Regions from separate parts of the Homo sapiens genome. Here region 1 is linked to region 2. Evidence: read pairs that join two places in POLR2A ChIA-PET (ENCODE). Cell type or tissue: K562. All regions are shown on one strand. Each heading gives the region's core, and the rest is flanking DNA. Links, peaks and the distances in the headings are about the cores only.

The links. Peaks named below come from ENCODE experiments on the same cell type or tissue, not always from the same donor. Only the 100,000 strongest peaks of a DNase experiment are listed, where the experiment ranks them.
Region 1: POLR2A ChIA-PET joins it to region 2 with 5 read pairs; 1 of 35 experiments calls an interaction of 5 or more read pairs at or near these places.

The regions. Positions count from the first base shown.
Region 1 is chr7:101,901,426-101,906,237 of GRCh38, forward strand. The region is part of intron 1 of CUX1 (cut like homeobox 1); the gene reads left to right. Among named protein-coding and RNA genes, the nearest start is that of CUX1, 86 kb to the left of the region's middle. In K562, for the core only: no CTCF peak of the experiment used is centred there; DNase peaks (open chromatin) are centred at 895, 1,726 and 2,216; H3K4me3 peaks cover 693 bases.
Region 2 is chr7:102,261,551-102,267,548 of GRCh38, forward strand. It overlaps a transcript of CUX1 not described here. Among named protein-coding and RNA genes, the nearest start is that of SH2B2, 22 kb to the right of the region's middle. In K562, for the core only: no CTCF peak of the experiment used is centred there; a DNase peak (open chromatin) is centred at 2,971; H3K27me3 peaks cover 16 bases.

The DNA.
Region 1 (4,812 bases), core at 1-4,000, 360 kb before region 2:
TGGGATTACAGACTTGCACCACCACGCCCGGCTATTTTTTTGTATTTTTAATAGAGACAGGGTTTTGCCATGTTGGCCAGGCTGGTCTCGAACTCCTGACCTCAGGTGATCCACCTGCCTCGGCCTCCCAAAGTGCGGGGGTTACAGGTGTGAGCCACTGTGCCTGGCCACAAAATCTATTTTAATTCTGCAAGTTATAAGCAGCCAGTGGCCCACCAGGCCCAGCTGTACGTTCCCAGGGACCCCCCAAAGCGTATATGTCCCGGGCACACACACACTAGGTGGTTTGTTTTGTTCCCCAGCAGCCCGTGTCTGCCCGGGCAGATGTTAGTGGCTGAGAAACCCCAACAGGGAGTGAGCCACAGGCCCGCGGGTGGCTTCCCTGCCAGTGTTCTCCTCGCGAAGGGGAAGGGAGCCCTTGCCAGAATGGCTGGTGCCCTAACAAATTGATTCCTGCCAAACAATAGAAATAAATATTTTCAGCAGACAGAAATGTTGGCTCTGAAAGCATTCAAATTAAAGGCTTATTTCTGAAACAAATACTTTAGGAGGAAAACATTTTTACCAGCGCAGATGAGATCAGAGCTATTCCTTTTGGCAGTGGCAGGACTATTTTGAGACTCAGCCACAACGGTTTCCCTGCCCCGTCTCGTTTTTCACTGATGACCTCGCCCCCTGTTTCATGGAGACAGGGAATTGCATTCAGCTAGAGGCATGGGGAAGAGATGGTGGCATGGTGTTCTGCAGAGAGCCTCAGTTGGACAGTCGGCCGAATCTGGATTCAAATCCAGGCCCTACCTCTCCTGCTATGATTTCGACAAAGCCGGTCAGTCATCTGATCATCAGCTTCCTCAGTCTGTGAAATGGGGCGGTACCTCCCTTGCAATGGTTAATAGCGTTATCCTCAGGACCTGGGGGTCATTGGAGGCCAGCACTGTCCCTAGAACTCTCTGTGTTGATTAAATGGTCTCTACCCGCCCCAGCAAATATAATTGCCACTAGCTACATGTAACTGTTGGGCCCTTGAAGTATGGCAGCTGGAATGGAGGGAACAAATTTTAAATTTAACTTAGATGAAATGTAATCCACATGTGGCCACTGGCTACCATTTTGGATAGTGCAGTTCCCATTCATCCCTCTCATTTCATTAGTTGGTCCCTGGAGCCAATTAATTGGTTGGAGGGTCAACCCACTACAAATCTCCCAAGTCTTTCTCTGTGCCGGATGCAGCTGTGCGGAGTTGGGACCTGTCTGTTGTCTTTGACATCCGTCTTCTGTCCTGCAGACGGAGCAGTGGGGCAGTGCCATCGAGCTGGGCAGAGGAATTAATATCTTAGCCATCAACTGCCCAAATCAACCTTCATGGGCATCTTTTAATTTTCTAAGAGATGGGGTCTTGCTGTGTTGTCCAGGCAGGACTCGTGGGCTCTTTCCGCCTCAGCCTCCCGAGTAGCTGGGACTACAGTTGTGCACCACCACACCCCTCTGATATTTCTTAATTTTAATGGCTGATGTTTCTTAATTTTAACAAGTTCCCATATGTCTCATGATGTATGCTAAGTATAAAAAGAATAATAGAAGGCATGAAGTCAAGGGGCCTGTTTCCCGGGCATTTGTTTCAGTGGTGAGTCACATTCATGCGAAGCCTCGGTTTCCTTATCTGTAAGACCAGATCAGCAAACCACCTGTGGCTGCCTCTCTCCCTGGTTGACCCCGAGGCCAAGAGGAGGGGCAGGGTCAGCAGCCGGCCAGACCTCAGTAGCCCCTCCCCATCCTGGTATGGGGGAACACAGGAGGTAGAAAACAAGTGACCTACACAAGGCGGGTGGTGGCGGGGGAGGTCCCACTTTAACAGGAGGCAAGATGGCCGGGAGAAAGCTATGGGGAACCCAGGCAAATGGAGATGAGCAGACCCCAAGAACCGTACCCTAGGGGGCTGGCTGGGTCGGGGGAATTAGGGTCCTTTGGGCTCCTTGCAGAGCCGAAGATTGTAGTGGGGAGCACTGCGTGTGCCTACAAGGCTGAGCCTGGCAGGCAGAATTATGTGTTGTTTTGAGATAACAGCCACAACAGAGCAGTAAAGAATACTGCTTATAAAACGGACATTTTTTTGTAGCTCAAAAATGGTCAAATATCAGTAATGTCATGTGGTTTGAGTAATCCATAAAGCAGAGCCCTTCTCGTTAGGGCTGAGAATTATCCTCCCCTCTCCCTGCCACAGAGCCGGCCACGTGGCCTGCCCCGGCACCTGCTCCGCCTTACATGTCATTATGCGTCTCCGAGACAGCGTCTCTCACATCTCACCGTTTAAATGAGCGTCTAGCAAGTATTCTATGGAGTGCAATGCTTGTTGGATACATCTGGCATTTTCATCTTCGCAGAGTGGGTTTGTGACGGGGTGAAAAACAAAAAAACAAATTCTTGATTCTTGATGGAAATCTCTCAGTCCTGAGAGATTTATAAAAAAGGCTTGTAGGAAAACTTTGTACGCGTAGCTTTTATACTCATAGACCAAATTATAATTTTTTATTCAATCTTATTTTCTGAATAGGTAACGTGTTCACTTGGTCTAAAATCAAAATTTTAGCCAGGTCCGGTCACTCGCACCTGTAATGGCAGTACTTTGGGAGGCTGAGGTGGGGGGCGGTCACTTGAGCTCAGGAGTAACATGGCAAAACCGTGTCTTTACAAAACACACACACACACACACACACACACACACACATTAGCTGGACATGGTGGCACGCGCCCGTAATCCCAGCTACTCAGATGGCTGAGGCGGGAGGATTGCTTGAGCCCAGGAGTTCGAGGCTGCAGTAAACTGTGATTGCATCACTGCACTCCAGCCTGGGTAACACAGTGAGACCCTGTCTCCAAAAAAATAAAATTTGTATGTTTATATACTGAGAAATTTTGTCTCCGCCTCTGTCCCTTTTTACCCCTACTGTCTACCCTAAGTCAGTACTGTACTTCTGTTCATTTTCTGGGGGTGTGCTGAACAGATTCAAGAGAATAGCATTTCCATGGAAAGGCCGCAGCTTGTAAGTTTCACTTGAATTTCCGTGATTGGGAGTTAATATCAAATGATCTCTCAGAATCAAGAAATACTGATACATATCAAATGTATAATAACATTTTGAGAATTTTTTTTTTTTTTTTTTCAGACAGAGTCTCACTCTGTTGCCCAGGCTGGAGTGTAGTGGTGTGATCTTGGCTCACTGCAACCTCTGCCTCCCGGGTTCAAGCGATTCTCCTGCCTCAGCCTCCCAAGTAGCTGAGATTGCAGGCGCCCACCACCACACCCAGCTAATTTTTGTATTTTTAGTAGAGATGGGGTTTCACCATGTTGGCCAGGCTGGTCTCAAAGTCCTGACCTCAGGTGATCCCCCTGCCTTGCCCTCCCAAAGTGCTGGGATTACAGGCGTGAGCCACTGCGCCTGGCCCCATTTTGAGAATTAAAGGAACATGGGCACGTAATCTTTATACGAGGTGGAGTCAGATTGAATAGCAAGAGGAAGAGAAACTGACATCCACGCTCATTGCACTGGGCGTTTTATGTGACTTAATCCTCATAGCAGCTCTATGAAGTATGTATCAGAGGGTGTCCCCATTTTACATTAAATCACTTGCCTGGATCACTCAGCTGGGGAGGGTGAGAGCCAGGTGACCTACCCAAGGCTGTGTCTCTGGGTGGGGGGCTCAGAACCTCTCTCCCTCGTTTTGTAGTAGCCAGACATTGTCTCGTATAAACTATGGCAACTGGAAGTGAACCAGGTCTTTTCCTGCCCTCTGATTTTGGTGGAAAATGTGACCTACCCAGGAAAAGCACTATGATTTTAGGAGTTTAGGTGCACAAAGCTGTTTTCCAAGCATGCTCATTCTTCTCCCAATTTGGGACTCATTGCTGCCTCTCTGCCCTCATCTGTGGGGCCAAGGGAGCTGGAGCGACAGCCACAGCAGACCGCTCTGCATCCCTGTATGCGTTGTGGGAAACAGCAGAGGAGGTGGCGTTGCGCCCATCTTACAGACTCCAGATTCTGTTCACCCGACAGGCAGTGGGAATCCGTGTTCACGCTGGTCCCTTGGATCAGAAATTCAGTACCCTTCCCTCCACACCATGCTGTAGACACCTCTTTCCTCTCCTAGACCCGGAACATCCTCTCTTCTTCAGGGTACTGGGGACCAAGATCCACCCTCGTGGTGAGAAAACCACACCATAAATAAACACAGCCACCATACGCCGTGAGATCTGGCCAAGAGGTTTCCTTCTGTTCATTCGGCCCTAATCTCCAAGATGGGAAGGCATTGCCAGCTGCCCTGTGTAGAGATTCCTGAACACGCAGTGTTTCTTATTAACCCGCCAGATAACCAGAAAATCAGTCTTTGGGCAAGCGCTTGCTTCTCCACGTGCCCAGTATTTTCTTTCTTTCTTTTTATTTTTTTAATGAGACAGGGTCTTGCTCTGTCGCCCAGGCTGGGCTCGAACTTCTGGCCTGAAGTGATCCTCCCACCTCAGCCTCCCAAATAGCTGGGACTACAGGTGTGCGCCACCATGCCCAGCTAACTTTTTTTTTTTTTTCTGGAGAGACAGGGTGTTACTATGTGGCCCAAGCTGGTCTCAAAGTACTGGGCTCAAGTGATCCCCCCACCTCGGCCTTCCAAAGTGTTGGGATTACAGGTGTGAGCCACTGTGGCCAGCTATTCTTTAATTTACTAGCGCTGACTACATGCCTGTGATGTCCCCAGGACCCTGCAAAGTTCTGGGAAATTCATAGTGAGCAAAACACAGTCCTTGCTGGAGTTCACAGCCCA
Region 2 (5,998 bases), core at 868-4,867:
AATCAAGTATGGATAAGTAATAGCAGAGCTTCCCATTTGGGGCAGTGGTGTGGCCTCCAGGGAGCGGGATTTGAGGACAACCCTCCCATTGTTCAGGGAGGCGTCAGTGTCTCTGTGGTCAGGAGACACTGGCTGTATCAGGATCCCAGCAGCGTCTCTTAGTGGCTGATGACCGTGAGCAAGTCTTAAGTCGATGCTCAGGAAATCTTTGAAAGAATAAATGAGTTTAACTTCCTAGTGCTTCTGTTTCTGTCTCTGTAAAGGGGATATAAAAAGCCAAACTCGGTCGGGCACGATGGCTCACACCTGTAATCCCAAGGCTTTGGGAAGCCAAGGCAGGAGGATCACTTGAGGCCGGGAGTTCAAGACCCACCCTGGGACACATAGCAAGACCCCATCTCTACGAAAATGTTTAAAATTCGCCGGATGTGCTGGCACATGCCTGTAGTCCCAGCTACTTGGGAGGCTGAAGGATCGCTTCAGCCCAGGAGCTCAAGGCTGCAGTGAGCTATAATTGCACCACTGCACTCCGGCCTGGGTGACAGAGTGAGACCCTGTCTCCAGTTGAAAAAATAAGAGGTAGGTGGCTCATGCCTGTAATCCCAGCACTTTGGGAGCCGAGGCGGGTGGATCACGAGTTCAAGAGATTGAGACCATCCTGGCTAACATGGTGAAACCCTGTCTCTACTAAAAAGACAAAAAAATTAGCCAGGCGTGGTGGCAGGCACCTGTAGCCACTCAGGAGGCTGAGGCAGGAGAATCGCTTGAACCCAGGAGGCAGAGGTTGTAGTGAGCCGTGATACCTCCACTGCACTCCAGCCTGGGCGACAAAGCAAGACTCCATCATGGATGGATGGATGGATGGATGGATGGATGGATAACTCACAGGGTTACTGAGAGGACCCAGTGAGAAGACCTGGAAACCACTCACCCAGCACCCAGTGGCAGGGCAGAGCCTGGAAGGATCCAAGTGAGGCCTATGCAGTTACTGGCAGTGGAAGCAGCAGAGGACTGGCTGGCCCTGCCAGGGTCTTGCTGCCCGTGGCCAGGCCCCATCTCCTGGGGTCTTTAGTCTCCTCTAACACACATGGCCTCTGGGTTTGGCTGTGATGGGGTGGGACTGAGCCGTGGTAGATGCTTACATCAGACGGATTGCAAAGAGGGCCAGCTGTGCCCCAGCCTGGGAGACCCTGCAGCTGTGGGAATCCCGGTGCAACTTTCCAACTGAGGAAACAGATGCTTGCCGCGGGGTAGTATCCACTCGCCCGTGAGCTAATACATACCGAAGGCTGACCGTGGGCCGCTGCCTTACACGCTGGGGTTATTACAGGGCAAACCAGGAGCTCACCTTCTTGTGGGAGGGACAGACAGTAGACGTAATAAATAAGTGAATGAGATAGTTGCTTCGAAGGTGATCAATGTTATAAGGAGGATGGGAAGAGCAAGTGAAAAGGGTTAAACTTTTTTTTTTTTTTTTTTTGGAGATGAAGTCTTACTCTGTTGCTCAGGCTGGAGTGCAGTGGCGTGATCTCGGCTCACTGCAACCTCCACCTCCCAGGTTCAGGCGATTCTCCTGCCTCAGCCTCCCAAGTAGCTGGGATTACAGGTGCATGCCACCACGTCCAGCTAATTTTTGTATTTTTAGTAGAGACAGGGGTTTCACCACATTGGCCAGGCTGGTCTCAAACTGCTGATCTCAAGTGATCCACCCGCCTTGGCATCCCAAAGTACTGGGATTACAGGTACGAGCCACCACACCTAGCCTTTTTTTTTTTTTTTTTTTGAGATGGAGTCTCACTGTTGCCCAGGCTAGAGTGCAGTGACACAATTTCAGCTCACTGCAACCTCCTCCTCCCAGGTTCAAGCAGTTCTCCTGCCTCAGCCTCCCAAGTAGCTGGGACTACAGGTGCACACTGCCATGCCCAGCTAATTTTTGTTATTTTTAGTAGAGACAGGAGTTTCATCATGTTGTCCATTCTGGTCTCGAACTCCTGACCTCAGGTGATCTGCCCGCTTCAGCCTCCCATAGTGCTGGGATTACAGATGTGAGCCACTGCGCCCAGCCGAAAGGGGTTAAAGTTTTAAATCGGGTGGTCAGGGTAGGCCTCCCTAAGAAGTTCACTTCTCTGTTTAATTTATTATCTTTTTCTCTTTTTTTTTGAGACAGGGTCTCACTCTGTCACCCAGGCTGGAGTGCAGTGGTGCGATCTCAGCTCACTGCAACCTCCACCTCCGGGGTTCAAGCGATTCTCCTGCCCCAGCCTTCCGAGTAGCTGGAATTACAGGCGTGCATCACCATGCCCGGCTAATTTTTGTATTTTTAGTAGAGACGGGGTTCACCATATTGGCCGGGCTGGTCTCGAACTCCTGGCCTCAAGCGATCTGCCTGCCTCGGCCTCCCAAAGTGCTGGGATTACAGGCATGAGCCACTATTCCCAGACAGAAGTTAACTTCTTTTTTTTTTTTTTTTTTTGAGACGGAGTCTTGCTCTGTCACCCAGGCTAGAGTGCAGTGGCGTGATGTCAGCTCACTGCAACCTCCGCCTCCCAGGTTCAAGTGATTCTCCTGCCTCAGCCTCCCAAGTAGCTGGGATTACAGGCGCCCACCACCGCGCCCGGCTAATTTTTGTATTTTTAGTAGAGACGGGGTTTCACCGTCTTGGCCAGGCTGGTCTCGAACTCCTGACCTCAGGTGATCCACCCGCCTCGGCCTCCCAAAGTGCTGGGATTACAGGCATGAGCCATCGCGCCCAGCCCAGAAGTTAACTTCTAAACAGTACTGGCAGAGCTGAGGGAACGAGCCCTGCAGATGTGAGAAGGAAGGACGTTCTAGGCAGTGAGAACTGCCAGTTCAAAGGTCTCGTGGTGCAAATGTCTCTGGAAACCAGCATGGCCGCAGCACCGTGACCAGGAGGAAGAGTGGGAGGCGATGAGGTCAGAGAGACCAAGGAGAGGCGGAGCATGGGGGCCTTGTCGGCTATTGCTGAGGCTTTGTTTTTTACTCTGAGTCAACTGGGAGGCATTGGACGGTTTGAACAGAGGGTCCTGGCTCTGGTGGGGAAACAGGAAGTAGGATTCATTGGTAGGAGTGAGTAAGGAGGGGTCAGCACAGGGGAAGCCCTCAGAAGCTCACCCAGGAGGCCACAACTGGGGCTGCGTTTAACCCCCACAGCCATGCCAGATGAGCTGCTTCTCAGCCACCACGTGGGATCGATTTCTTCCACATTGAACTTGGTCAAGGCCCGCTGCTTTGTGCTGTGGATCTTCTGGCAGCCAGGGAACTTAGACTTGGCCCTGCATATGGCCTCAATCACACCCTCATGGTTCTGCTCTTAGTACGGATAGACACAATGACCTGGCCAACATAAACCCTGGCTGTCACACCCTGGGGCTTTCCAAGGGCACCCCGAATACTTGCCTGGTGCCTAGACCACAGACAGCACGAGGTCAGAGACACAAATGTCCAGTGGAAAGAATTGTCTCCAACGTTCCTTAGGGCAACCCATGTAAGAAACAGACTGTGTGGCCGGGGGTGGTGGCTCACGCCTATAATCCCAGCACTTTGGGAGGCCAAGGTGGGTGGATCACCTGAGGTCAGGAGTTCAAGACCAGCCTGGCCAACATGAAGAAACCCTGTCTCTACTAAAAATACAAAAATTAGCCGGGCATGGTAGCGGGCGCCTGTAATCCCAGCTACTTGGGAGGCTGAGGCAGGAGAATTGCTTGAACCCCGGAGGCAGAGGTTGCAGTGAGCCGAGATTACACCACTATACTCCAGCCTGGGCAACAAGAGCAAAAATCTGTCTCAAAAAAAAAAAAAGAGAAAGAAAGAAACAGACTGTGTACTTTACTGAGGAGGCTGCTGTTTGCAACCACTGCACCCTACAAGGTCACTATTTTTTTTAAGAGACAGGGTCTCACTCTGTTGCCCAGGCTAGACGGCAGTGGCATAATCATCGCTCACTGCAGCCTTGACCTCCTGGGCTCAAGCAATCCTCCTGCCTCAGCCTCCCAAGTAGCAGGGACAGGCGTGCACCACCACACACGGCTAATATTTTAATTTTTTGTAGCGACAGTCTGGCTATGTTGCCCAGGCTGGTCTCAAACTCCTGGACTCAAGCAATCTTCCTGCCTCAGCCTCCCAAAGTCCTGGGATTACAGGCATGAGACAGTTGCACCCGACCAACTTTTTAAAAGGCTCTCTCTGGCTGCTGCTTGGTGCCCAGATCATAGGTTGCAGAGGGAGGCCAATGAGGAGGCTGATGCCATCATCACAATGAGAGGTGGTCATGACTCGGACTAGGTGGCAGCAGTGGTAAAAAGAGACTGGATTCTGGAGATATTTTGAAAGTAGAGCCAAAAATGAGACTTAAGGCAGGGGCAGTGGCTCACGCCTGTAATCCCAGCACTTTGGGAGGCCGAGGTGGGTGGGTCACTTCAAGCCAGGAGTTTAAGACCAGCCTGACCAACATGGTGAAACCCTGTCTCTACTAAAAATACAAAAATTAGCCAGGCGTGGTGGTTCATGCTTGTAGTCCCAGCTGCTCGGGAGGCTGAGGCAGGAGAATCTCTTGAACCCAAGAGGTGGAGGTTGCAGTGAGTTGAGATCATGCCACTGCACTCTAGCCTGGGTGACAGAGTGAGACTCCGTTTCAAAAAAAAAAAAAAAAAGAGAGAGAGAGAGACTTAAGACAGATTCAGCATCAGGAGTGATGGAGAGGAGTGAGGCTACCTCCCGGGGTTTGGTCTGAGCCACCGAAGGGTCGCAGAGAGCTGGGTCAGGCCGGGAAGGGGGTCTCTGCCTATCCCTGCAGATGTCACCTCCCGAGGCTGGACTACAGGGGTCCACACTTGGGCTTGGGGAGTACAGACTTGGGGAGGAAGGGATCAGGCTGAAATTCAGACCTGTGAAGGTTGAAATGCCAGTAGAAGATCAAGTAGAAGATAAATCCAAGGAGAGGCGTGGACTGGAGTCCCACACTGGGGAGGCATCGGCTTGTCAATGGCATCCCGCATGGCCAGAGCGGATGAGGGGGCAGAGTGAGGCATCTGCGGATGGTCCCTGTGCAGCAGCGGCAAGAAGCTTAGCAGGGAGGGCAAGGACCAGTCAAGGAAACAGGGCAGAGCAGCCAGCCGGGGAAGGAGGCCCAGGAGGGTCGGTGACCTGGAAACTAGCTGCTAACACAGCAGCTCAGATGAGAGCCGAAAAACAAGGACGTGGCAATGTGCGGAGGTCATTAGGGACCTTGGCAAGGACAGTCAGCGTGAGGGGTGGCAGAGTCTGATGGGAAGGGCTTGAGGAATTGGAGGAGCGGAATTAGACGCTTGAGAAGAGACAGCTTCTTCAAGGAGTTTTGCCAGAGTGGGGTCAAGGGAAGGGGCGTGTGTGCATGTGTACATGCCTGCTAGGAGAACATGCTTGCATGCATGTAGAAGGCAAGAGCCGGTGCTGCAGGAGAGGGTGGCATTGCTGGAGACCCCATTGCATAGGGGTGGGGGCCAGCACCTGCAGGCATGGGGAGCCGGCTGGGGGGGCTCAGTGGTCACCTGAGGCTACCTGCAGGATCTACAGGTGCAGAGGCAGGGAGGGGTGGATGAGGCAGCAGCTTGGCCCCCTCAGTGTCCTCCTAGCAGAGATACCATGTGCACCGAGCGTCTCCACCATTCCTACCTGGCCTGCAAGTGATTTAATAAGACAGGGGCAGCCGGGCATGTGGCTCATGCCTGTAATCCCAGCACTTTGGGAGGCTGAGGTGGGTGGATCACCTCAGGTCAGGAGTTCGAGACCAGCCTGGCCAACGTGACGAAACTCTGTCTCCACTAAAAATACAAAAATTAGCCAGGCATGGTGGTGCATGCCTGTAATCCCAGCTGCTTGAGAGGCTGAGGCAGGAGAATCACTTGAACCTGGGAGAGAGAGGTTGCAGAGAGCCGAGATCATACCATTGCACTCTAGCCTGGGTGACGAGTGAAACTCCGTCTCAAAAGAAATAAAAAAT